2 separate regions of the Homo sapiens genome follow, and region 2 is linked to region 1. The links are chromatin loops, found by intact Hi-C in ENCODE. Cell type or tissue: mammary epithelial cell. All regions are shown on one strand. Each heading gives the region's core, and the rest is flanking DNA. Links, peaks and the distances in the headings are about the cores only.

Region 1 (2,927 bases), core at 298-2,797:
TGTTCAACTATTCTGTTTCATTCTTTAATTCTTTTTCCTCTTCTAATTTTCCAAATGTAGGTATTTTCCAAAGTTCAGTCCCTGATTATCATCAGCCTATTTTTCCATGTTGGCAATATCAGGCACACTCAACTCTTACCTCTAAGTGGATGGCTAGTGATGATGTTATTGCTACTCTTCATATCTTACTGGAGATTCTGTTCTACACTGGGAATTTTCTGCTGCAAATCTCTAAATGCAGCATGCTCCAAAGAAAAATGCAACTTTTGCGGTGGGGGGAGGGGGGAGGGAAGCATTAGGAGATACACCTAATGTAAATGACAAGTTAACGGGTGCAGCACACCAGCATGGCACATGTATACATATGTAACAAACCTGCACGTTGTGCACATGTACCCTGGAACTTAAAGTATAATAAAAAAATAAAAAATAAGATAAAAAAAGAAATAAAAAGAATGCAACTTCTTCCACATTTCGCTAAACCTTCTCATGTTCCTAATTCCCTCAGCTTCTGCGTTCAATCACTTGCTAACTTTCCAAAAGCTTACTTTCATGCTGCTTTCATCACTCTTCTTACCTCTCTCGGCATATTCTTAATTAAATTTGTCCTATTTTACTAATTTTCCAAATGATCTTTCTGTCTTCTTTTCCTCCCAATTTAATTTTCATACTATTGCCAAGTTAGATTTCTAAAATCATTGTTTCACACAAAAATTTTCCGTGGACTTTCCCTATACACTGGGTATAACCGAAAACGCTTAGCTTGACATTGAAGTCATCCTTTCTTGCCACAGGAGGAGAGTATAATACCTCTTAAGTGTTCTTAGGAGATTAACTAACCCATCATGAAATCAGGAAAACAAAATTTGAGTTGACTGGGAATATTTGTTTTCCTTCTCATTGTCATAATTTTGCTTTGAAATACTTTATAAAATCATTGGGTATACAATTTCTTTTGGAACTGATATCAGTTTAATATAGATCTCCAGTGTTTATCAGCCTAGATTAAGTTTTTTTTTAACAATTTACCCTCAACCACAATTCCATTTTATTGCTATATTATTTAAACTCCTTTTCATGTATAAAAACAAAACATCTTGGCTCTAGTTAGGATGGTTGTCTTTATTTGAAATAATAACTGAAGCTGATATGATCATTATCGTTCCAGGAGAATTAACAATGATAAAAGTAATAAATGATACTAATTTTATAATCAGATAATTTTCCTACTAGTTAGAATGAGTTATGGTTTTGGTAAGTGTCCTCCTGGCATCTAGAAACTGACTAATCCAAATACTAAAAAATGTTTATAGAGGCAGCCTTCATTGCACTTTTTAATTCAAAAGCAAGTGGCATAGAAGTCAACCAGAAAGACAACAATCATTATTACTTCAACAGCTTTTGTATTCTCTTACCCACCAAATTTCCTAACCAGACGAAACTAGAAATATAACCTGGAAAGGAATCCCTTTCTAAATCAAATTACATGAAGAATTTAATTCACTATGCTTTTTGGTAAATAGGTTGGAATAGTTGCCTCAAGCTGTCACTCCTTGAAAATGTACGTGTCCTAGACAAGGTTGCTGATGTCACGGTTAGGAGTTCACTTCCTGGGAGAGGTTTACAATTGAAGCTGAGGTGTATCTGATTCAGCCCTTAGGCAGAAAAACTGGATGAAGCAGTTTTTCCCCTTTCTCTTTTACAGACTGTGTGATTTGTGCAACAGCTTTGGCTTGGCAAATAGGGAAGTGTCAGAGCTAAATCAGCTTTACTCTAAGGGCATGGTGTGCCTGTGTTTCTCAGCTCACTGATACCTAAATCCAGGACCATTTTACTTCAAGTGGAATACACACACAGAGCAAACATTCTCAAGGTCAGGTATACCTGTTCTTTGTATTCCACAGCAAGAACCATTTTCCTTGTTCAGAAACAGGCAAAGAACTCATTTGTGCTTCAGAACAGTAAACTCCATGAAAAAAATACGTTCAAAGAACCACTTTTTAAAAAGAAGATGTTATGCAATCAGTATTTTTGGGATTATCAAATATGTGAGAGCTAGGGGGAGGGTGGTAGCCCTGGTTTACCTTCATGAGTGCATGATTGGCAATCTGTTATGCTTGTGGGATGGCCAGATATCTAAGACATACGGAAGGGAACAATTGAAGCAAATAACTATATAATTCAAGCAATATTCTCTGACTTTTCTTCAATTACTTACAGTATTTCAAGCAGCAATAGAGGTGGGGCCTGAGTTATTTGGGCTATTTCTTCCTTTTCTATTTTCTTTCGGTGGAATAAGTAAAAGTAAGTGATGTGCTTTGTGTGTGTGTGTGTGTGTGTGTGTGTGTGTGTGTGTGTGTGTGTGTTACTGTTATTGTTATATTTTGCAGTCAGACAGAGCTTTTTTTTTTGAGTAAACAAGATTCAGCAACTTAAAGAGGACCTGAGTTGTCCAAATGCCTGTTTTGGAATGGGGAAGTGTGGATTTTTCCTTTTCACTATATCTTATGCTATTAGAGACAGATGCACGATTATGGATGGCTGTGTTGTATACCTGCACAGGCTCAGGAAACAGCCCTGGGTTCCCCTCAACTTCTTAGTCATGAATGATGCCCTATTGTTTCCTTTCAGGTTTTGCCTCTTCACATCTCTTACCTTTTTCCCCCTTAGTTTTATGTAAATCATGTGGATAATGGAATGAAATGGTTTCCATGGAGCTGAACAAATATAGGTCATATTATAAGGGACTCTTCCTCTCTTGATGTACACAGGTGAATTTGCATATAGTTTTAATTATTTAGTTTTATATGTAGGACAGAAACCGTGAACAAAGTTGAACTTTTTGTGAAGTAGACTTACACTTTCCCTTATAAAATATATCTGTATTGATACAATAAAAATTCAAACTACACAAAAACACTGTAATT
Region 2 (2,927 bases), core at 138-2,637, 67 kb after region 1:
GAAAAAGGTAACAGTGAAAATTCTTAAAGGAACCAAGTACAATCTCACTAATAAGCTACAAAACATTTAAATGACTAGTGTCTGTGTGTGCTTGCTAGTATTATTATACCATCAGAAAGTAAAAATGGACATACATGTTATGCATTAAACCCACAAGAGAGAAAACTTGAGGACTGATTAATTTAAGTAGTAAATGAATCCAAGAAGTGTGGATCACTTGATGGAAAATAACCAAGAAAGCCCATTATTATCTCTCTTGCTGGCTTGGTGTATGATGAAGAAGAGACATATATTAAAGGGTGCTGCCAGAAGAGAATAAATTTGTATCTTAATAGAAAACTCAAGGCAAACTTGCGGGGGTTACCAAATCAAGGAACATTTCTTGAATTCCCACTGACTACGGTGTTTCTGTCACATTGTTGATTGCTGCAGACATTTCCTTAACTCTAGAGTGCCAAACATCAAGAAAATGTGCACAAATAAACAATATTAAGAAACACTGGTGTGGTAGACTGTTAGAACTCCCCCCATTCCTGTATGTACATCTCTTTGCAATGTGACTTTGCTGGTTCTCTTGTAGTGGACTTTATTTCTACCCCAACTGACTCTGGGCTTGTCCATGCACCTTGCTTTGGCCAATGGGACATTAGCAAACATAACTCAAGTAGAGCCTTGAAAAGTCTTTTTACATTGAGACTCATGCTCTCTCACTGCTGGGAACCCTGAGAGCTCCAAGTGAGAGCTTTCAGGAAGCTGAAAGCTAGCTTTCACCCGAGAGGATGAAATTCCACATGTAAAGACAGGCTGAAACACTTCAGCCATCCTGGCCAGAACCTCAGGCATTAGAGTGAGTACAAACCAGACCATCAAGTCCTTGACAAAGTTACTCCATACCAGAACTGCCAGATCACCGACAGACATGTAAGAAATAAAAATCTGTTTTTGTTTTAAGTCACTAAGTCAGCAGCAAAAACTAATAGATACACAATGAAATAAATGTGTAAAGTTCAACTTTAAGACATGATATGTGATGGAATCATTGAAGAAATCATACAAAGTTGAGGTTAGTATGGAAAGGCTTCAAAAAAGAGTGAGGGTTTGGTGATTCTGTGTATAATATTTTGCAGAGATCTTTTTCTGCTTCATTTTTTTGTCACCAAATCAGCTGCAAATCCTGGTCACTTATGTTTAGATTACTACATGCATCTTCACATGTATCTTCCATCTCTTTTTGTCTATAATTCAAATAAGTATTCTTAGAGTCATCTGAGTTATATACAGGCATACCTTGTTTTATTGCACTCCACAGATATTGCAGTTTTTACAAATTGAAGGTTTGTGGCAACCTTGCATGGAATAAGTCTACCAGTGCCATGTTTTCTAACAGCATGGGCTCACTTTTTCACTTTGTTGACTTTTTTAAAGAAAATTTTTAGATTAAGGTATGTGTGTTGATTTCTTGGTCATAATGCTATTCCCCTCTTAATAGACTACAGTACGAGAGCATAACTTTTGTATGCACTGGGAAACCAAAAAAATTTGTGTGACTCACATTATTGCAGTATTTGCTTTATTGTTGTGGTCTGGAACTGAACTCACACTGTCTTGGAGGTATGCCTGTTGTATTAGTCCATTCTCACGCTGCTACAAAAACATACTTGAGACTGGGTAATTTATAAAGAAAGAGGTTTAATTGACTCAAAATTTCTAATGGCTGGGTGACCTCAGGAAACTTATGATGATGGCACAAGGCGGAGGGGAAACAAGGCATGTCTTACATGGTGGCAGGAGAGAGCGGGACTGGGATAAGGAAGTGTCATACTTTTAAACCATCAGATCTCATGAGAACTCACTTGCTGTCATGAGAACAGCATGAGGGAAATTGCCCCCATGATTCAATCACCGCCCAGCAGGTCTTTCCCTCAACACCTGGGGATTACTTGGTTCCATGTGACTTCTGAGTCTAGGCCATTGAAGGATAGAGCTTCTGCCTGGTTCTCTCTCTCAGATCATACACATTCTAGAGGAGTCCAGCAAACATCCTGTGAGGACAATTAAGCAGTCTTATGGAGAGACTCACATAGCAAGTAATCACATCCTCCCATCGTCAACCAGCATCAACTTTTTGGTCATGGGAATGAGCCACTTTGGAAGAAGATTGTCCAGCCCGAGTCCAAAACCTATAGCCCCAGGCAGCATTTTGAATTCAACATCATTAGAGTCTCTAAGGCAGAACCACTCAACTCAGCTGCTTCTCAATTCCTAACCCAGAGAAATTCCGTGAGATTCAAAATATTTATTATTGTCTTAAGCTACCAAGTTTTAGGGGAATTTGTTTCACAGCAATGGATAACTATTACACACAAAAGAAAAATGCCAAAATTTGCATAGTACTTTTAAAAATAAAAATAATAAATCAATCAGTCTGATTTTGGGCCAGCAGCTGGATCAGAGACATTAGTTGCAGTTCCTTATTTCGGAATCCAAATGTGAAACGACACACATTGTTAAGCTTAGTCTTTGGGTGCCTTAGCTCTTTTCTTTGTAAATTTTAGTTAATGAATCTGTCAATATCCAAGTCATTTTAAAAAACTTTGGATTCATGGTAGTAAACTCCCTCTTGTTTTATCTTCAATGTAATTAGTTTAATTTTATGCCTTAACGTTCTTATGATCTATCTTCTTTTCTATACTTCAGTCCTGTCTATATTCATACCCTTGTCTAATATTCTATGGAATATTTAGGAACTTAGGCCTCCAATCCGTCAGTAAAGTACCCCTTCTAAAAGGTACTATTTACAGTATATCATCTAAATGCTTTTGCTTGTTACAAAGTGACCAGGCCCTAAATATCTCTACAATAGTATATTTTGTCCATATCCCACTTCTTATGATCTAACTGATTACAGTGCTCCAATCAAGCTAGCT

Evidence for each region. Peaks named below come from ENCODE experiments on the same cell type or tissue, not always from the same donor. Only the 100,000 strongest peaks of a DNase experiment are listed, where the experiment ranks them.
Region 2: a loop joins it to region 1, with 6 times the contacts of the local background. A loop is called at or near these places in 1 of 110 quality-filtered maps.

What each region holds. Positions count from the first base shown.
Region 1 is chr2:156,181,085-156,184,011 of GRCh38, reverse strand. All of the region lies in intron 1 of LINC01876 (long intergenic non-protein coding RNA 1876), which reads left to right. Among named protein-coding and RNA genes, the nearest start is that of LINC01876, 72 kb to the left of the region's middle. In mammary epithelial cell, for the core only: no CTCF peak of the experiment used is centred there; a DNase peak (open chromatin) is centred at 1,661; H3K27ac peaks cover 1,591 bases.
Region 2 is chr2:156,114,184-156,117,110 of GRCh38, reverse strand. All of the region lies in intron 1 of LINC01876 (long intergenic non-protein coding RNA 1876), which reads left to right. Among named protein-coding and RNA genes, the nearest start is that of LINC01876, 140 kb to the left of the region's middle. In mammary epithelial cell, for the core only: no CTCF peak of the experiment used is centred there; DNase peaks (open chromatin) are centred at 820 and 1,580.